Regions from separate parts of the Mus musculus genome. Here region 1 is linked to region 2. A link is a loop called in an ENCODE intact Hi-C map of the cell type or tissue named here. Cell type or tissue: heart. All regions are shown on one strand. Links, peaks and the distances in the headings refer to the core of each region. The heading gives the core; the rest is flanking DNA.

Region 1 (11,114 bases), core at 1,809-9,808, 330 kb before region 2:
CGAATAAACCCTTTCCTCCCCAAGTTGCTTCTTGGTCACAATGTTTGTGCAGGAATAGAAACCCTAACTAAGACAGGACCCAATGACCTCTTCTGGTGTGTCTGAAGACAGATACAGTATATTCATATACATTAAATAAATAAATAAATAAATAAATCTTTAAAAACAAAATCAACATCAACAACAAAACTGTATGACTTAACATGTTTCAAAAACAATAAGACTAAATTTGTAGGAAGAAATCAAATTCACTACTTCTTATCTTATTCTCTTTCTTTTTGAAGAGGTGTTTAAAGAAGGTATGTTTATAGCAAGCAATGATTCAACACTGGTGTGTTCTGACCTATGAATAGCAGGTAATGAAACAAACAGGATTATGAGTGCCATGGAGCAAACCAGACAGACCTGTGATTCCCCTAAACAACTAGCAAAGTTGACAAGTCTCTCTCTCTCTCTCTCTCTCTCTCTCTCTCTCTCTCTCACACACACACACACACACACACACACACACACACACACACACACACACTGTCACTCTCCAACCAATAGTATTTCTGGAGATATAAATACAACATCAAAACTGAATATTCAAGGAATAAAATTTCTGTATCAACACTTCCATTTTAAAATTCCTAAAATTTCATGTATCAAAATTCTCAAGATCATTACTATGGGTTTTTTTGGTATTAAATATGTAAAATTCTGAATACTTGGAAGTTTTGTAGCAAAGAGCCACAGCACACAGCCTTCCAGTGCATATGTGTAGGTTCGGGTGTGAACATGTGCATTCATACAGACAAAATAGAATAAATCACTAATATAAACAGTCATCACTCCAGTGTCTGATTCGTTCTGTCTCAGCACCCTTCTCATTCGCTGCTAATAAGAACTTAAATCGTGTAACATTTAGGCAATTCCTCGTAAAGTTGGACCTGAGTTTAATTTATCAACAATTCCATCTCTAGAAATTTATTCAAAAATAATTCTAAAAAATCTGTTTACAGACACTTAAAAAACATTCATTATTTGTTCTATGATACACTGATACACTTTCCCCCCACTGCTGTGCATTGAACTTAGGTCTTTATATATGCTGGGCAAGTGTTCTACCATGGCGGTATATTCTGGCCTCAAATGTTTTCTTTTCTTTCTGTTATAGAACAGACCTCACTTTGTGCCATTCAACAAAAAACCTGCAACCTACAACTCCTACACTTTTCTTACTTCATTGTATACTAGCATTAATATTAAGAGTTTAAACTTCTAAAAACTTTTAAAAAGAACATCAAACCAACCCTTTACTGGATGCTGTTCTGTGCACCCTCACCCTCACCTCTTCCTTCGTCTTCTTAGAGATCACCCGTAGCCAGTCCCCAATCATGCTCAGAACAGCTGCAAAGTAGGCCAGCCCAACGAGGATCCAGAACCACACCACAGGCTTGTAGAAGTCCAGATATTCAATGTCTGATCCACCTGCAAAAGGAAAGGTATTAATTGTATGTAGTCCCAAGAGTCAATAACTGAGATCCACAACACACTTGCTGGTGAGCTATGACTCAAGGGCAGAAATCTCTCAGCCTCTCCACAGACCCAGGCTCTTCCTTCACACCGAATTTCTCATTTTCTCTTACAGAATTCTCAGGTTTCCAAGGACAAGTTCAATAGGTGAGGATACACCCTTACCTTTCCAGATCACGTGGTTATCTGGGTTTCCTGTTTCTTTTGTCATTTATGACCTTTTTGTCCCTTGGGACTCAACCGCACCATCCCCTTTAACAACATATGAATCAGAGACCACACTTCCACTTTCAGAGGACTGTGTCCATCAGCCCATGCTGATCCACCTGTGCCACCCCATGGGTCTGCCAAACTGAACAGGAAGTGGGTGACTCTGGGCAGGAAGTGGGTGACTCTGGGCAGGAAGTGGGTGACTCTGGGAAGGAAGTGGTTGACTCTGGGCAGGAAGTGGGTGACTCTGGGCAGGAAGTGGGTGACTCTGGGCAGGAAGTGGGTGACTCTGGGCAGGAAGTGGGTGACTCTGGGCAGGAAGTGGGTGACTCTGGGCAGGAAGTGGGTGACTCTGGGCAGGAAGTGGGTGACTCTGGGCAGGAAGTGGGTGACCCTGTACGACTATTATTTTCAGGTCAAAAGTAGGATGATCTGATACCAAGCTTGAGGCAGAGCAACTATGGGTTAGCAGAGAAAGGATGGTCTATACCTGCAATGCCACCACCATCTTCTCCGAGGAAGTTCCATGATGTCATAAGCTTAAGCCCAACATCTCCAGAAAGAATAAGTAATGGAGCTCTTTTTCTTTGTTGTTGTTGTTAATGACTGACATTGTACTGTGGGAGTCTGCTGTGTGTATTTTCACATGCCCCCCTATTCAGCGCACACAGTAAAAGAGGTAGTTATAAAGTGGCAAACACTGAAACTCTAACCTATTAACCCAAACAAGTAGTCAAGGCCATATCTCCATATCTTAAGGAACCCAACTTTGACCTAAGAAATCCTCACATTCAGACTGGAGAGATGCCTTGGTGTATAGAGTGCTTGTCACTGAGTTCAGATCAGAACCAATATAAAGGCCAGATGTGCAGCTCACCTATGGCACTACAGGGCTCCTAACCCAGAGATGGGCCATGGAGACCAGAACACTCAGATGCTCCTGGGCCAGCTAGCCTGGAGTGTGCACACCCCCATACATGTATGGGCACATGCACACATGCACACACATGCAACTTGAACAGGAAGAAAGCCTCACGTAGAGAGTTGCTATAGCTGAGAGTGTGGAATAGCAGAGCAGATGCTATATAACTCTGTGGAAGAACACAGAGGAAGGGAGAAGGCAAGAAGGCAAAGGGAACTTTTAGGCGATATGTATCAAGGCACTATGAAAAGACACACTTTCTTTAGAGGATCAGCCAGCATATGGATGCCTACAGGAGTGTGGTCAGGGCCAAGTGAGGAGCCTAGGAAGAACAGGCTATATAGAATCATAAAGACTGGATCCTAACAGCAGGAACATGGTTATAGTTAAAGGGGAGATGACCTGTGTTCATGGTTGACTGCATGATCAAAAGGATCGTAGTGGCTCAGGGGGAAGGGAGATGGGAGGCCCCTGGAGATGCTCTGATTTGGGAGCGGCTAAGAAATTGCTATGTTGAATGAGGGCAGGCATGAGAGAAAAGGCATGGAAGAATGGAGCAGGGGACAATGATGACAGGATTGTTTCTGATGGCCTCAGTCCCTTACTTGGGAGATGGTGAAAGGACATTGACTAAAACCAGCACAGATACTTTAAGTTGGGACTTTTCAGGCTAAGGATGGTTAAAGACCCCTATTTGACTTCACCCCTAAGATTTCTGACATGCAGGCCTAATACACTGTGGGGCAGAGCAGAGCAGAGGGCAAGCATCATAGGGCTCACTGAATAGACCCTGGGGCTGTGCACAAATCCAACCCCTGGCTAGGAGAAACAAGTGCACACTACATTCAAATATAAAATACTAATGGAATGTTTCCCTAAGCAAATCAGACTCTGGAGGCCACACAAAGACTTCTGAATGTTCAAGGAACAAGCTAGAGGGGGGCTCTAGCAGGTAAGCGTTGTGAGTGGACACATAGTCTGAGGACAGCCTGGAGTGCACAGTGAGATGCCTTCTAAGGGAGGCCCACTGGCAAATTCCATTTGTCCAGTGTTTCCATTTCACTGAAATCAAATGACTTCCTTCCTAGTACTTTCTGTTTTCACACCAGAAAGAAGAAGAACCAGGAAAAACAAAAAAACAAAAAAACAAAAAACAAAGCCCACCTTCATCCAAATGTTTAGGGCTCACCTAACACGTAAGCTCCCAGAGTCACTGATTATAGAACAGCCCACACACATGATAAAGATGACATTTTACACATTTCTTATAGGCAGGATGTTACAGTTGGAAGGGTTAGCCTAATCACCAAAAGGCCCATATTTGGGTAAAACATTTAACCCAGAAGTTTTAGAGATTCTAGCCATGGAAAAAAGTTTTTTTTCACAGTCTTAATTACCACTCTTAAAATGAAATACTGGCAGCTGGATGGTCTAAGAAGAAAAACACCAAGAAAGAAGTCATTGTCAGACAACTATTCACCCTATTCACTTTCCCAAACCTAAGGCTTATAAATCAATTTGTTCATTAATCAGCTCACAGGATGCAAAAATCTTCCCTCTGTTAATGTATCTGTAATATTAAGATAGCTTGATTTAAAGGGGGAGATTTTAAAATGAAAAAACGATTTTAATCTTTTCTTATTTTTAATTGTATGTATGTGAGTATAGGCACACACACACACACACACACACACGTGTGTGTGTGTGTGTTTGTACATGTGTACATGTGTGCAGGTGCCTGCTGAGGTCAGAAGGGGATATCCAGTACCCTAGAGATGAGGCTAACAGCACCTGTGAGCTGATGTAGGTGCTAGCATCCAAACTCAGTTCTCTTCAAGAATAGCAAGTGCTCTGAACCACAGGAAATGCTTTTAAAAAAAAATCCTTGAGTGTCAGGAGTGTTAATTTTCTCCCTATTGTTTAGAACTGTGTCCAGCTGTCTCTCATTAATTAAGTGAAGTAGCTGGGAGTGGCAGCTTGCACCCGAATCTAGCACGTGGGACGCTGAGCTAGAAGGACTGGGAACATCAGAGCGGCTTAGAGGACCAGAGAGAGGCCATCTAAAAATCATAAAGGATCAAAGGGTGCAGAGTGACTTCTCTGTCTTAGACAGAAAGCCCACACCTTGTCTGTTGCCACATCTACCGGTTTCTTTTCTTCCTCTCACTGTTCATGTTGTGGACTGCAGGATGCTGTATTCTACACCCTCCCTCCCCTTTTATGTATCCCCTTCCCCTCCTGTGCACATAAGCTCTTTCCATTTTAGGAGCTTTTATATGAGAACATTATATGAAAATGTACAGATAGCAATAAAAATACCAAAGAGGGTGGAGGCAGACAGCTTCAGGAACCTCCTCAACTTTTTCAAATAGTCTAAGCATTCTGAGTCTGTATTGGGATGTGTGATGGCTTCCTTTTCCTCTTTCCTTCTTCTCTTCCTCTTCCTCCTCCTCCCCCCACCCCTCCTTGACATTTGCAAGACTCACACTCTGCCAGAGCTTAATCCAATATAGCAGATTAAACTACTAAAAATATAACTCTGGAAGGTTCAAGCTGTTCACAATGCTAGGAAATGATTCTCTCCTCAAAGTGGGTTCCCTAAGTGGCTGGGAACCTCCCCTATATCAATCACTGAGAGAACCTGCCTGCCTGCTCCCTGAGAGTCATGGCAGGAAGAGGATGGACAATAGCTTATGGGGAGACTTTCTGACTCTGGATGCCCTACATTGCTCAGTCAATATGCTCATTTCAACTCACTTATAGAATATTCAAAAATCCTCCTGGGGGAGGTGAGTGAGAACTTAGCCTAACAGATTAACCCCCATGACTAGCACCACCCCACCCTAAAGGACTACAGGTGGTTCCCGGAAAGCCATCCTACCCTAAAGCTCTGTAGGTGAAGGAGCTGAGGCTCCTGTATTTGGGCATCAATGGGGCCTTAGGTATAATTTAGCTTTATCTCCATCTGCTTTTTCAGAAATAAAGTTGATGATTCAAGTGCCACCCAGTTCAATCTGCCCAGAATTCAAGAGAGACAGCCAGATCCATGCGGCTTGTCTGAAATCCTAGTGACTTTAAATAGAGATGTAAGGGCATGGAAAATGAACCGTAGCACGTCACAAATGGACAGGAGCCACAGAGCTCACCTGCAAACCCAGTCTTGTGTTGCTCTGAAGTGTGGCTCCTCCTTCCACAGGATGGAGTTGTCCTTCACCCATATGCTCAGCTCCTAACTGTCGCTACCCTGCACCTTACACCATCCAGCTGTCCTGCAGCCCGGTGTTGAGAGGGTACTCTCCACACAGGATGCCAGCACAAACCAAGGTCCAACCTGGGGAGCCAGTGCGCTTACTGGTCCTACTTATACATCATGAGTGAAGGGTTACATATGAAAGCACAGAGATCCTCAAGTAGCCATGATACCCAAAACCTCTCACCCCAGCCTGGATGAAGACAATTAGCTGCATGGATGGAGTTCCTTCCCCAGTCTGCATACTCCAGCACCTCCTGAGATGATGAGTAAGGGTATAATCAGGAAAGAATGACATACAACTGGCCAGGAGGTACTGAAGGGAGCGGCCTGAATTGAATGGCCCTTCCATCTACTCCTTCTAAGATGGAACATCAACGTTCAACAAGCCAGACCTTTGGGGCTCTCTCACAAGTAGTGGGAGCCATTCTAACAAAGGTGGTGGCTGTTCTACTTGCAGGACAGTGAGCTATGACACACTCGTAGCAGGAACGTAAGTGGGAGAGGGAGAGGGAGACTAGGAGCATTTACAGCATCAATCCCACTCAAGACAGTGAATCCTTTGTGACCTAATGACCCATAAAGACATCACTTCTTAGTGCCATTAAAGGAGAAATGTAAGATTAGGAGGGGACAATACTCAGAGGACAGGGTCAACAAAACTGCTCCACCCCCATGGTATGGAAGATGCTTAGTTACCGTGAGAGTCATCCAGCCAGGCCTGACAAGCATCCCCTTTGGCTCAAGGTAGCCCTGTGGATCTGAAGACGAGGCCCTCTATTTACCTCCTGACTCAAGTGGTTTCCAGAAGGTGGTGATATTCTGTTCCACAGACCATGAGATTGGGATCAGGCAAGTGTTTTGCATAACTACCACTATAGAGCTGTGTGTGTGTGTGTGTGTGTGTGTGTGTGTGTGTGTGTGGGTGAGTGTGTGTGTGTGTGTGTGTGTGTTTGTGTGTGCATGTGTGTGTGTGTGAGATTTTTTTCATGCTAAAGTAATTTTAAAAAATAAGAATGTGAGAACATAACACACCTTCCCCTTAATTTTCTTGACCTGTGGATTTTCTTCTTCTGAATCACAAAATATTAATGATAAAAACCTCACATACCCTGGTTTGAAAGCACAGTCATTCTTGATTCAGATCATCAATTCCAGGACCATCCTCCCATCTTCTAAAGCCATATATGTGTGTTATAGAACAGAAACACAGTGACACTCTAAAGAAACCCGAGTTTCAGCTTCACATTGCTATAACAAGATACACAGAGCGAGCGTGAAACAACCAAAACCAGTTCACTCAGCCCATGACTCTGGAAGTTCCAATTTGGGGTCCGGTGACCTCATTGATTTGACTCTGGTGAGGAACACTGAGGAGCAATCATGACAAGAGTGTGTTATGGGCCAAGAAGCTGAGAAATGAGAGACTGGGGTCCTACATTTTCCCATGAAAGCACGCAGTAAGCAGAAGGCATCCTAGGCCGCTAAGCCTCTGGAGACACAGCGTGCATGAGTTGTTGGGGGAGACCCATTTAAGTCACAGAAACAGGTTTGTTTCTAAGTATTTTAGTTTGGATATCAAATAATGCTCTTAACTTGGGGCTTTGACTATAATTTTACTACTGATGATTTATTTTTATTATGATTATGATATTTCTGTTTTGCATACTTTTCTCTTGTGACAGCAAATTTCCTAGAGAACAGAAACATTCTTATAGTGGCATGGTCAATCTAGTGACTTTGGTCTTCAGCAATAACTCACCTATTAAAACACTGATATATATATATCCTATTATATCACCTCTTACATATATTGTATTACATATAACCTATTATATAATCGGTTACATAACCGATTATATAACCTAGTATATAACTATATTATATATATATATATAGCTGACTATATCACCTATTGTATATAATATATTATATATAACCTATTATATCACCTACTATGTATTATATATGACCTATTATATATTATGTATTATATATACATAACCTATTATATACACATATATATCTGTATATGTATAATAGGTTTTATATATATACACATATATACATATATAAATATATATATAAAACGTATTATGTCACTGATACAGGAAAATGTAAAGCTAAAGAAGAGGGCTGTAGAGATAGATGGCTCAGCAGCTGCTCTTCCAGAGGTCCCGAGTTCAATTCCCAGCACCCACATACAATCTCACAACCATCTGTGGCTCCAGTTCCAGGGAATCCAATGCCCTCTTCTGGCCTCTGAAGACAGCACTCACACACATAGTATAGAGATACACATACAGGCAAAACACCCATACACATATAATAAAACTTAAAACTTGAAATTATTTTAAAGTGGAGACAATTAGATCTGCCTAGCATTTGAAGTTATATTTTTGGAAGTTAGAGATCAGCACTCAGATTTAGAAACCAGCCCATTTCCACTTCTGTTCTTCATGTAAAACCTACTGTTGGAAGAACAGGAACCTCGTGGGTGCAAAGAAAGGGAAATCTACAAGTCCCTCCCTCAGTCATCTCTCTACAAGGGTAGACGTGTGCAGCGGTGTGTGGTGTGAGGTGTGCCGTGTGCAGCGTGCGGTGTGAGGTGTGCCGTGTGCAGCGGTGTGTGGTGTGAGGTGTGCCGTGTGCAGCGTGCGGTGTGAGGTGCGCCGTGTGCAGCGTGCGGTGTGAGGTGTGCCGTGTGCAGCGTGCGGTGTGAGGTGCGCCGTGTGCAGCGTGTGCTGTGCAAGCACTGTGTACAGGAGTTAAGTGATCATTTCCACTGGGAATTGTTTTGATATCTCCGTGGAGAGCAGTTTGGAGTCTCCACTAAGCACCAGCTCCGTCATAACCATCACTCACCAAGGCTCGCTCCTTTGCTCCGTCCTCCTGTGTTTCTACAATGCTTCTAGAAGCCTGCTGACCCCTGTGAGCTAATCTCTTGGCTTGCCCACAGACCCTACCCCCACTCCAATTCTGCTGATTAATCAAGTGCACAGTTTTCTCATCACTGGCTAAAGCACAATGAGCAGATTTCCCCTGTTCCACAGACCTTGATCCCTATTGAGTGGCTGCCCCCTAATTTCATACATTCCTTTTGGAGGAGCAGGAGCCACAGCCTTTGTCACTTTGAGTGCTGAACACAGTATCTCATAAACGGTGTGTTCACTAACCATCAGAGTAAACGAATATGAATTTCCGAATGAGTGCTGATTATAAGACAGAGAGCCAGTAAGGGGGCTCTGTGTGTTAGGTCACTTGCTGTAAAGCTTGATGACCTGAGTTCAGATCCCTGGAATCCATGTGATAAGCCAGCCGCTTCTGCAGCCGAGCCCTCCTTCAGCCAGATGCAAAAGGAAGACAAGAAATTCTCTGCAAAGCTTATAGGCCAGCTGGTCTTGGCAATGCAGAGAGGAGAAGCAAGAGTGCCCTGCCTCAAACGGTGGGAAGAGAGAACTGAGTCCCTAAAGTTGTCCTTGAATACATCACACACACACACACACACACACACACACACACACACACACACACACACACAGAGTATATAATACATCTTCCAAGCAGTCACACAAGCTTCACCTTTCTGATTAACAGAAAGGTTCTTGTTTTCATTTTCTGAGCTGATCTTGTGAAGGGTCACCGGTTTTCAAGCATCCTCTACCCTCATCAAGTACTTTTTTGGGTACCTATTGGCTCTCCAGCAACACCTTCCTCAGCAATCAGCTTAAAGGCAGCAATTTTGGAACTGGCCTGAGGGATAATTGTGCAAATCTTAGGCTGTATCAGGCACTGTATCCTAGAGGATTTCTAGCAACAATTGTTCTGAACAACAAACTTCGTGATGGCTTTAAACAGAGCCCGAGATGTTTTCACAATGGCATTCCCTTAGATTAAGAGAGTGCTCACTGCATGAGTCCTATTTGGGATTATACAGAAAGGAAATCACTTGGCTATGAAAAGCATCACTTCCGAAGATGACTTATATAATTCTAGGAAACTTTGTAGGGGACACAGATTTATGTCTTTCCCCAAGCCAAAAATGCAATGACAAATGACAATAGAACTTTGAAAACTTAATTTAAAAAGTCATCCAGGTAACATGCCAGGGAAGAAGGGCCTTAGCTGGGGAGGCAGAGCTGTGCTCTGTGAGGAAGAGGCAAGTAATGCCCTACACGTGACGTTAGACCAGGCAGGGAGACACTCTGCCTCCTGTGGGATAAGTAAGCTCCCAGGATCTAAGAGTACACTCTTTCAGTGATGAAAAATTCATAAAAAACAACTTAAACATCTGATATATATATATATATACACACACATGTATATACATATATATACATATGAACTATCCTTCTTTACTTTTTAATTAAGGATGTGTATGTGTGTGTGCGCGCGCGTGTGTGTGTGTGTGTCTGCCTGTCTGTCTGTCTGTCTGTCTGTCTGAATGTGAGTTTGTGCATCAGAATATAGTCTCCAAGAAGGCCAGGAGAAGGCACTGAGTTCTCTGGAGGTGCTACGTGGGTGCTTGGAACCCAATACCCACTCTCTCTCTGCACGAGCAGTACCACACATAACTAATCAACCACATGTGACTTTGTGGTGTCAGCCATAATGGTTACTTATAATGCTTAAGTCTGGGGACTAAGATTGTGAGGTTTTCTTAAAAGTGTAGGGAATTCGAGACACCTCTACCCCCCCCCCCACTTTGTTGAAGTCTCTTTTGCACAGGCTTTCCCTCATGTGTGCCTTTTGGAAACAACCTAGGCTGACTTGGGAAAAGGAGTGTTCTAGAGGACTTTACTGAGAAGTATGTTTTGGGGGTAACATGCTGCCCCCTTTCCCCTGTGTCTGGTTATGGGTATCTAAAAAGCCATCTGCTTTGAAAATGCATTTTAAGTTGTGTTAAACTTGGTAGCTAGGCTTTTCTCCAGTCTTCAAGCATTGTCACCTAAGGGATCTTAAGAAAGCGAGGCTGAGGTAGTCCTCATTCTAAAGGCGGGCATGACTGGACATCCTAGGCATTTGCAGAAATGAAAAGTCATAGACAGGAATGAGGAAAGCCACAGTAATTCCCAGATAGGACCGTGAGCTCACCCCGACCACTGTGACTACAAGCGACACTTTCAAAACCATGCAAACCATGCTGGCTCCCCCATTTCCTTTCCCCTTCCAACTTCAGGAAGAACCACTGCACACATGGCTCTAAGCTGTGCG
Region 2 (11,114 bases), core at 2,035-10,034:
TGACCCCGTGGGCACCTTCAGTTTTATCTTCTGGCTTCTTGAACTGTGAGAGCTGTTTTCAGACTCTCTGCTTATGATACAGTTTTATGGCAACACGATGAAATAAAATAAAATAACACGGTTTATGGGCAGCAGGAAGTGTGAAGGAGAAAAATGGAAGCACTGAGTAGGGAAGGTTGCCACAGTACTGCCTCCATGCTAAGGTAACCCAGAGGAACAGAGCCCGCCCGAAGGGAAGGCTGGGAGGCAGCTCAGAGGATCAAAAGCTTGTCATGCAAGCATGGGGACCTGAGTTCAAAGGCCCAGAGCCCACATAAAAGCCACACACATAACCTTGACAACTGTAGTCACTGTGCTCCTATGGAGAGAGAGAGACAGGAGGGAGAAACAGAATAGCCAGAAACTGCAAGATCAGCTAGCCTAGAGCTCAAAGTGGGAGCAACAACAAAGAGAATCTGCCTTGATGACAAAGAGGGCAAGGACCCATGCCTGAAGTTGTTCTGATGTCTATTTGCACACCATGGCATGTGCACACCTGCACTCATGTGTACAAATGAGCTCACACATCCTACAGAAGCAGGGTGGCCTGAGGGAGGCACAGTGGCATATGATAACACCGAGAGAAAGCATCCCGGGCATAACAAAAAGCCTCGCAGTGGCTCTCAGTCAGGAACCACACATTTGACATCTGTTAAGGAAGCTGAGGTGGCTGGAGAGGGGGAACACAGTAGGGGAGCAGAATGAAGTGAATGAGCCCCAAGAGGTCATGGGAAACCAACTCATGGACTGTTGTGATATCCGCCATCACTCTCAGGAAGAAAGGAAGAGACTCTTGGGGACTTAGGGCCATGGAACATGTGAATGGAAAGATCTGGCTACCTTTTAATCAGATCTCTGGTCATTGAGAAGATTCTGATATGGACAGGACAGAAGTGGGTGAAGTCATGAAAACCCCGATGATAACCAAAGTGGGAAATGATGGTGGCTTGGAGCACTGTAGGGACTCAAGGCTGTGTTTGTGCTCAGACTCAGGATGTTTCCATAGATATGGCCATTGAAACTGTGGGTCAGATGCAGGACATGAGTAGAAAAGAGAAATCAAGTATGGAGCCTAAGTGCTTTGCCAGAGGACTTGGACAGATGGCCTTTACTAAGATGGGGCTCAGAGGGGCATCATTTGGCCTGGCACTTGGGCACTATGGGGGCCAATGTTGACGGTTGATTTGATGGGATTCAGAATCACCATGGAAACACATCTCTGAGTTTGTATCTATGAGAAGATTGTCTAGATTAGGTTAACTGAGGTGAGAAGATCTGTTCCAAATGTGACTGGTACCATCCACACAGGCTGGAATCTGAGACTCCATGAAAAGTCGGAAGCCAGCTCAGAGGAAAACTCTGTTGCTCTCTGTTTCCTGACTGTAGGTATACTGTGAGTGGGCCCTGGCGCTCCTTTAGCCTCCTCCACCACCAGAGACTGTAGCTCCTCAAACTGTGAGCCAGCCTTGCCTTTCCCTCCCTCCCTCCCTCCTTCCCTATTCCTCCCTCCCCCTTCTTCCTCTCCCTCCCTCCCTCCTTCCTTCTTCCTCCCTCCCCCTTCTTCCCCTCCCTCCCTCCCTCCCTCCCTCTCCCTTCCCTTCCCTCCCTCCCTCCCTCCCTCCCTCCCTCTAGGTGCTTTTGTCAGGCACTGCCCAGCAGCAGAAAAAGAAGCAACTAACACAGGCATAAGAGATGGGTTGGGAGAAGTCTTAGAAGAAGATTCTCATTTAGAACTTACAGGAATTCGGGTGACACTCCTGGTCCATACATTCAAGACACCCCTGCATGGTGCTCCTAGGAAGCTCCCAGAAGAAGGGATGCAGAGTCTGGCGAGGCACGAAGATGACTTTGCCCCTCCTCCCCTGTGAAATCTCTTCTCATAGGAAGAATAACAGAAAGAGCTCGCTTGCTCGCAACAGCTCAGTGTTGGAGACTGTTGTGGTTGTTATTGCTTAAGCTCTCGACTTAAAAAGAAAAATGAGTTCTGTAGCCCATGATGTCCAAATGCAAGAGAATAGAAAACTAGTTGGTTTTGGGGGTGGGGCGGGATTTGAAATGTTTTATTAGATTTTCTTTATTTACAGGTCAAATGTTATCCCCTCCCCTGCTTCTATGAGCGTGCTCCCCCACCCACCCACTCCCGCCTCTGTGTCCTGGTATTCCCCTACAATGGAGCATCGAGCCTTCACAGGACCAAGGGCCTCTCCTCCCATGGATGTCGCCAAGACCGAAAAGTCGTTTAAAAGGTGAAACATGAGGTTTAAGTTCATTTTACGAACCTTGTAGTCTGAAGGAAGATGAAAAGACCATGCGTGAGGTTGGCCTCTATGGGAAACTTCTAGATCACATATTTTTTTAATAATATTTTTACATTTCTTTATTGTCTATGTGAACTTCCCTTCACGTGACTGTCAAGGTCAGAGGGCAGCTTGTAAGAGTCATTCTCTCCATGCACATGGGTTCTAGGGCTTGAACTCGGTCACCAGGTTTAGCAGCCGCCACCTTTGCCCACAAAGCCATCTCACCAGCCCTGAGTCACATTTCATTACTATCTCCCTCCTAGAAAACTCCAAAATGCACAATTTCAAATCAGTTAAAGGTTTGTGCCGATGAATGGACTCTAACAACTGAACTGTTGGGGGCTGGGTGCTCAACTGTCTATAAGGGAAGGCAGTCCCCTGCTCCACAGAGGCAAGCAGAGTCCTAGCAGGCCTGCCCCTTCAGCTCTCCATCTGCGAGGGAGGAGTGAGTCAGAGCACAGAGTCCCGAGCTTTGCTAATGGTCCATCTCCATTTGGTTCTGTGAAAACCTGCACACTCTCTTCTTTTCAGTCGTGTCTTCTGGGACATCCTCTTTGGCCTTTGGAAATGAGGAGGAGTGACAGAGCCTGGGCAATACTGACCTTCTTACAGTCTTATTACCCCGTCTTTACAGGAGTGTTCCTGACATGACATCCTTGTCCAGGAAGGTCCCCGAAGTTCAGCCTTTCCTGAACCACCATTATGTCTGAAATACACTGCTGGGTTGATTTCAATCCTAATCTGTGTTGGCTTCCGGGGTAAGGCAGGAAACCAAGAGAGCATGTGGAAAGAATCCTTCAGAGTCTCCTTGGGGAGGGAGCTCAGCTGATGACATGCTTATAATCCCTGGGACAGAATCTTTTTGTCCGAGGACCTGCCCAGTCCCTGGACATGACTTTTCCTTGACAGATATGGACAAAGATCTACTCACCGCAGACATGGCGCCATTGACAGACCAAGGAAATAATCCCATCCAAGCCTAACTTGTAGCAATGTGTTTACCGGGGTTTCCTATGGGAGAATGGACGATTGGTTCCTCGTGGCTCTTCCACAAAAACATGGGCAACACTGCAACTGCATCACAAAACAAGACCATCACAGAAGAGGGACAGGCTCCTGAGAGCTGCGTCCAATGACCTCCCTGAAACCCCAGAGGCTGGAGAATCTCCTCCTTGCCAGCAGCTATTCAATGCTTTGCATCCCCTCCTAGGGTCGGGTCAGGTCAGCTTGCAGTCTAGTAACTTCCTTGTGTTTCACGAGCCGCCCCCTTCCTCCACTGGGGAATGTTTCAATCTAGAGGAAACAGCTATCTAACTGCAGCCCCAAGAGGCTTTCTTCCCCCTAGAGTCAGAGACTCATTGAATATTTTAAATATTTCAAGAACAGCGTGTATGTATTCAGCTGTACATAAAAAATGCATGGATTTCCTCAGGAAAACACAGCCTCACTGAGAAAACGACAGAAACAGAGTCCTTACGCATTGCAGCAGAAAGCCACCCAGTGAGTAGACATGAGGACGGCTGAACATAGGCAGAGAAAGACATAAATTCTGAGGAAACTATATCTGCCACGGTCAAGACTAACACCAGTCTAACAATGGCAGCCTGGGCTGACTGCTCCATCCAGATGCACACTCTAATTCCCGGAACACGAGATGGTGTCATCTTCTCAGCTATAGCAACTTTGTGGGTGTGTTTGAGAAAGGGAGGTTCTTATACTGTAAGTCTTACAAGACAGGAACAAGAGGGCTAGAGGGTGGCTCAGTGGTTAGGAGCTCACACTGTTCTTCAGAGAACCGAGCTCTACTCCCATTACCCATGTCAGACAGCTCACAGCCACCTGTAACTCCAGTTCCAGGGGATCCAGAGGCCTCTTCTGGCTTCTGCAGACCTGCATTCATGTGCAAATACATGTGGAAACACATATATAATTAAAAATAAATATTTTAAAGGCAGAAGAATCCACCAGGGAGACGGGGAGACAGAAGGGGAGCCAGGAGACCTTTGGAACCTGAGATTCACCTACTTGGTTTTATTACTGGCTTTGAAGGTGGAAGAAGGCGCCACCAGCCAAGGAATACAAGATGCCCCGGAAGCTTAGAATAGCCCTCAACTGACAGGCAACAAGAAAACAACCTTTCTGCCTCAAAACAGCAAAAACTGAGTTTTCCAACACTCCAAATGATCCTGCAAACCAGATTGCTTTCCAGCCTTGAGAAAGGAACATAGCCCTAAGGACATCTCGGTCACAAGCCCATAAGAGACAAAAGTCTCCTGTGAGACTTTGGACCCATAAGACTGTGACATGCCAGACTTGCATCATTGAGTTTAGCATAATTTACTATAGCAGAATAGAAAACTATCTACATAGGCACAGTTCCCGTAGTCTGTGGAGGGAGCCTTAGTCAAAACACTGATCATTTTAGCTCTTGTTCCACACTTAACCTCAGCAGACAGCCTGTTGAGGCCACCATGAAACACAGCTGCCATTGGCCATCCATCCCGGGAAGCCTGAAAATGGAGGCCAGAATCCACTCTTGTATGTTTCCCCCATGTATGTCTTCATGCAACAAACCACAAAGCTCTACTGTCTTGGACAGGTACCAAAAAACTAGGGAAGGACCTGACCTAAGCCAACCAAAGAGCGACCCAGCAGCCACAGTCTACAGCAGTGGACAAAGCAACTGAATCCTCTATTGGACACCAAGAATCAACAGATGATGGATGGCTGTTGGAAGAAAGGGCACAGAGTAAAAGGATTTTAAACAGCAAAGGCAATTCAGAAGCTAACAGAAAGATAGAGACCAGCCCACCAGGAAACCTTGATGTTTTTAAAAGGAGGACAGAAGAAGAGGAACATGGGGCAGTTGTCTGATAAGAGCACTTCCCAAAGGCAGGACATTATGATACAGAAAGGGAATAAAGGCTCCCTAGCCCTGAGGGAGCATGAGAGAAACAGACAGAGTGAACCCTGCTGACCATGAGCAAACGTCTAGGCTCCAGGAAGCCAGCTGAGACATTCCCCGTTGTCTACTCATTCTTCACGTCCTTCTATCAAGCTTTTCCCTCCCTGGTTGATGTGATGTCTCTTTTCTATGGAACTGAAAGAGCCTCAGTAGCACAGGTTCACCAGACTCTGCAGACAGTGGCTGACCTGCTGTGCCGAGGTAAAATGCGTTTAGAATCCTTTGTCCCTGAGAAGGGTGGGACCCCTCTGGAGTTCACTGCTTCTTGTCTGTTAGGTTGTTTATTGAGAAGTCACCAATGAATCTCCAGAAAGTACTCTGTTAACCAGTCACATCCAGTATCACTTACACAGAAAAGGTTAGATTCGACAAAGAGGAAAGAGAAACTTCCTTAACCCAAGCAACGTATCTGTCATCAACTAACATGAGTGTTATAACTACAGTCTGGAACCAATCACGTCAAGGTGTGAGTCCTTTCTCCCTTCCTGAACGGTAACTATCGGTAACTATCGGGACTCAGTGGGTAAGAGCACTGGCTGCTCTTGCAGAGGACTCAGGTTCTGTTCCCAGCGCCCACATCCCTCACAACTGTCTCTAACTCCAGTTCCAGGAGATTGGACATATTCTGGTCTCCTCTGACACTGCGTGTGTGTGTTTCATAGACGCACACGCAGGTAAAACACCACACACACTCACACTCTTTTAGATAAACTATCAATTTTGGGTAAAAGATTTTAAAGTTTAATAATATATTTAATTATATCCATAGTATGTATGTGTTGGTTCACCACTTTGGGGGACTTATGACAATTTTTCTGACAAAGAGGCTCAGAGTCTTTGTAACAGAATTAAAGACCATCTTGCTCCCCTTCTACCATAGCATTTTATCTCCCTCAGTGACAGCTCACGAAAGAACCTGCTGTGTGGGATTTACTAGCGAGAATAACCTTCTACTAACAGTAAACAACAGATCTACCGCTCAGAAATATCAGCCTCAGAGGAAACAGACAGACAGGCTCAAGAAGACATGATCTGATCTTGGTTTCCCTGTTTCCCTTTTAGGGTGGCAATAAGCCATCTTGAACAGTCGAGTCCCAGCCACTTGATTACACGTGACAATCAACCTCCACAAGAACAATTGAGCAAGGCAGGCAGTGACTGGGAGACTTCACACAGGGAGCTAGAGTAGAGGGACCGGACCCCTTAGCCAGCTCTGTGGGGCTGGTCCTGCAGTTGAAATGCCTTCTTCAAGCCCACCTTGTTTCTGAGTGTCTCTCTGAGCAGGGTTCCAGCTCCTACTGTGACCTGCCTGATTGAGTAGCTAAGCACTTTAGGAAGGCAGGCTTGCTTTAGGACCTGGTGCCACCTGTTGGTCAATCCATGACCAACATTTCTGTGTCAATCCCACCAACTTGTCCCAAGTCAGTCTGTGCAAGAAGCCCTTTGAAAAACAGAAGCCATCTCAAGAGCATTCCCTTCAGCCTCATTTCCCTGCGCCTGCCTGTTGGTGCCAATAAAAATGGCTGAATTGTCAGATCAGTCTCTGGACTTATTTAGTAGTGGGGAGAAAGTTGCTTAAATTCAAATTTACCAGAAAATAAGACAATTTCTTTCCACATGCCCAGTGTGCCGCAATGATCACATGACTCCGGGGTAACCATGCCAGTTTTCCTGCCTGTACACAAATATGACTTCTTCGCACTTGTGTTGCTGTGTGAAAAAGCATCGGAAAGTTCTGGAATGACAGCTCAGAGAATTAAGACAGCAGGCCAGTTCAAACGTCCTCCTTTTCACTGGTGAGGTGGTTTTAAATAAAATATTTCTGGCATTTGTCTTCCATATCTTAAAGTGGTTATCACCTTACCAAGCCCCAGAGAGCTACCTGAGGTAACATGTGGCTACCTGAGGTGACATGTGCAGCGTAGAGATGGACATTTGAGCCACCACAGTTATGGACACTTATGAGAAGTATTGAATCACAAAATTGATTTTACAGGACATCTTTCCATGCCTGGGAGCTCTGTGTGAGCGTAGTTAGAAAGGCACACGTGGCACAGGAGTGCACACTGGGATCCTCGTTGCTCATACAGCCCTGGAAGTTTATTAAATCAGGCTTCGTGCCTCGTTAAACAAGCTTACATAGCAAATGACTGGGCACTTGCTAAGGGTCTCTCCCATTCAGCCTTGCATCGGGCTGTCTCCTGCTACTCTGCCCTCTCCATTTTAAATATAGATGGAGACTAAGAGAGGTGTGTTCTTTCCTAGAGGCTCATCCACTTTTCATCTGTGTGTGGCATCCACACAACTTCGCTGGCTCTTTGGAGTTTTATTTATGACTCTGTTAAAAACACCGAGCGCCATATATAATTTAACGATGAGGACAAAAGTGTGTGCATGCAGCAGGATGCCCCTCACAAGATCATAGATCTGAGCAGGGGTTGAAGAGCCAAGAATTCTCTTCTTAAGAGACTGAGAACCAGATGTTGTAAAAACAAAAGAAATTTTAACTTGTGATTTTTTTTTCCATTCTATTACCAAAAGAACCAAAGATGACTGCGTTAACCCCTGTACTAAGGGACAGGACTGATATTGTTCCATACTAATGTGGCATTACTGTGTGGTTGGAAGTTATGGATAGCCCCATCAAGAGAATAGATTGGCACAGGTTATCCACAAAATACGTTTAGCGATATTCTGGCAACGTCCTCTGATGTAAGAGCCTGCATTAGGGATGTTCATGTTCATGGCCACACAGTCTGAGGCATTTTTCCTCTTAGCCCCAAATGTACTTGTATAGCCCTCACAGATAGCCCCTCTATCTTCAAATGTACCCGAGACTCTGACGACTGTCACAGCTCTTGTCAGCTTGACACAAACCTACTAACGTCTGGGAAGAAGGACTCTCAGATGACAAACTGATTCCATCAGAATGGTTTCTATACCATTTTCTTGATGGCTGATAAACACAGGAAGGCCAGCCCCTGTGGACAGTGCCATCACTAGGCAGGTGGTCTGACCAAGCCAGGGAACAAGCCAGAAAGCTTAGTTCTCCATGATCAGCTTCAGTTCCTGCCTCAAGTTCCTGCCTTGACTTCCCTCAGGGATGGACTGTGACCTATAGACAATAAAACTCTCTCCTCCCACAACTTTCTTCTGGTCCTGTGGGGCGGTGAGCTAGTCGAGCACAGGCCTGGAATCCTGGTGACCCTAAGGGACCGAAGGTGTTCAGCCATGCCTCCTGGACCCCTCCTGGACCCCTGACTCCTGTCGCAGCTACAGCCTCCCACCACCATCACCTCCACCCCACCCCCCAGAGAGGTGTGTGGCCATCAGTCATGTTCATGTAGGCAATGCTCCAAGCTCCTGGTATTCTGTCTGGATTCCACCCCCACAGTTACCTGGCAACAGCCAGGTATGAGCCGCCCCACGGTTACCTAGCAACAGTTAGGTGGGCCCAGCCCACTATAAAAGGAGCTGTTTGCCCCCTCCTCTCTCTCTTACCTCTTATTCTCTTGCTCTTACTCTTGCTCCCTTGCTCCCCCTCTCTCCACCTTCTCTCCCCCCTCCCCTCCCTGTGTGGCCATGGCCGCCCTCTGCTTCTCTACTCTTCTCCCTCTCTCTGCCTTTCTACAATAAACGCCTTAAAAACCATGGATTGTCTCTTCTCATTGGGACCGCTGTGTTGGAGCAATGGAGCAGGTCTTCCCCGAACAAGCCACGCGTCTAACCTCCCACCAGGAGGACTCCTTGCACAATAGCCACGGCTTCCGCCAACCCAAGACGTTGCAGACCAAGCCAAAGGCTCTCATCCCTGCAGTAACCAGCTGGAGCTCTCTCCCCCTGCCCTTTTCCCCTCAGTCCCCGGGGCCAGAGTCCGCCCGCCATCCCCACTCTGTTTCTCGCCTCTTCTGAGACATCCAGGGGCACCTGAAATGTCCAAGACTGAAAACCTGACGTCCTTGGCCTCCTTGCGGCCCAGGGACCCCCAGAACCGGCACGGCACTTCCTCAGTGCTCAGCGGTGTCTGTGGTGCCTGAGAATCTGATCCCGATTCCGGCAGTTCCGAGGGGACCCCAGACCGCTCCTTCGCCACCCCCGGAGCGGGGGTCCTGCGTCTTCTCACAGCCCAACGCCTGTCCAGTGGTTCCATAGGGGTGTGCACAATCCAAACTTCCGGGAGTCTCGCCTCGCCCAGCGGCCCTAGCGTACATGGGACCCCATTTTTACCCCACATGGTCCGTGTTTTACCACAACAATAAAACACTCTGGGAAAAGAGCTTTTGGAATAGCTTAGTTCTGTACTTTACACCTTGTTATTAACACCATAAATTTTTTTAATTAAAAGCCATATTCTATGATAATGAGCAACACAGCAATTTAGTAGCAAACACACAATAGCAGTATAAAAACATAAAGGTATGTGTAGTAGGTAATGTTAAGGAGAAGAATATACATATTTTTCTATAAAGTTGAAGGCTTTATAGAATTTCTGAGGCTAGCAGAAATTATGTGTATGTAATATAGATGAAGATGCCGTGATCATCAGCGATATCCAATTCTATGCCCCATAGACTCTGTGACCACCACCACCCACCCTCCCCCTCTAGAGTAGCTGAGCTCTTGGGCTGCTGTGAAGTCCTGCAGACCACTGCACTAAACAACAGCAGTGTTTTGTGTCTTGGGTGTGGAGGCTAGAAGGAAAACACAAGGTGTTGGCAGGGCTGGTTCCTCCTCAGGAATTCATTTGAGGTCCCTAACCAGGCTCCGATGCCTCAGACTCTCCTTGCCCCCCACCCCCCACCCCCACAACCCACAACCCCCACCCCCCACATCCCTGTGCCTTCATAGCATCTCCCCTTTGTTTCTGAGTCCTAAGAGCTCGGGTCCTGTGGGTTTAGGCATGCCCTAATGACATTTTGACTTGGTTGCTTCTATGAAGATGGTGTTTCCAGATAAGGATATTCACAGGCCATGGGGATGGAAATATGGACATCTGGAATTAAAAGATGCCAGTTCAACTCATAACACCAGCAGTACCCTTTCTGCCTGCTTCAAAACTAGGCCTGATGGTCCCAATTGCAATATCCAAGGAACTGTGACCAGGGCTACTCTATGTGTGTGTGTGTGTGTGTGTGTGTGTGTGCCACTTTTTACTGTAAGATGGTAATTCTGTTCAGACAGACACAAAAATAAAATGAAGAGAAGGAGAGAAAGCAGGGAAGGAAGAGAGGGAGGAAGGAAAGGGGGAGGGGGAGGGAAGAGAAGTTTGGATCAAGCAGAATCTAGGTATGTAGCGTTAAAAACACATTTTGTAAGCCAGACATGGTGGTACATGCCTTTGATCCCAGCACTTAGGAGGCAGCAGCAGGCAGATCTCTGAGTTCAAGGTCAGCTTGGTCTACAAAGCAAATCCCAGAACAGCCAGGGCTGTTATATAAAGAAACCCTGTCTTGAAAAACCTAACTAACTAACCAAACAACAAGAAACTGCATTTTGTAAACTATTCCATTGGTCAAGATACAAGCAAGCAGCCTAAGATGCCACAGAATAGAAAAGTAGAAAGAGCTGTCAGGTATAGAATTATTAATCTGTGGTGTTATAGAATCATACATGGAAAGCCTAAGCCATTGGAACTCCCCAAAAGCCCTGCACCTTCCCTGCTTCCGAAACGAAGAAAACAAGAGAAGGGACAAGAGCTGTGTCACACGGTCATATTGCAGAACACACGACATTGACAAACTTACACTGAGCTTCCAGTCAGGCTCCTCACGGTGTTTCTGCCCAATAAAGACAGTCTCTCCTTTCCTTCT

The links. A loop is a pair of places that touch in the nucleus more often than their neighbours do. Peaks named below come from ENCODE experiments on the same cell type or tissue, not always from the same donor. Only the 100,000 strongest peaks of a DNase experiment are listed, where the experiment ranks them.
Region 1: a loop joins it to region 2, with 2.9 times the contacts of the local background. A loop is called at or near these places in 2 of 42 quality-filtered maps.

The regions. Positions count from the first base shown.
Region 1 is chr1:189,241,554-189,252,667 of GRCm38, forward strand. Kcnk2 (potassium channel, subfamily K, member 2) reads right to left here. Exons shown (of 7, transcript NM_001159850.1): 6 at 1,334-1,473. Among named protein-coding and RNA genes, the nearest start is that of A430027H14Rik, 96 kb to the right of the region's middle. In heart, for the core only: no CTCF peak of the experiment used is centred there; no DNase peak of the experiment used is centred there.
Region 2 is chr1:189,572,905-189,584,018 of GRCm38, forward strand. No RefSeq gene overlaps it. Among named protein-coding and RNA genes, the nearest start is that of Gm30088, 41 kb to the right of the region's middle. In heart, for the core only: a CTCF peak has its summit at 6,683 (motif pointing left); DNase peaks (open chromatin) are centred at 2,827, 3,177 and 3,587; H3K4me3 peaks cover 754 bases; H3K27ac peaks cover 981 bases; H3K27me3 peaks cover 289 bases.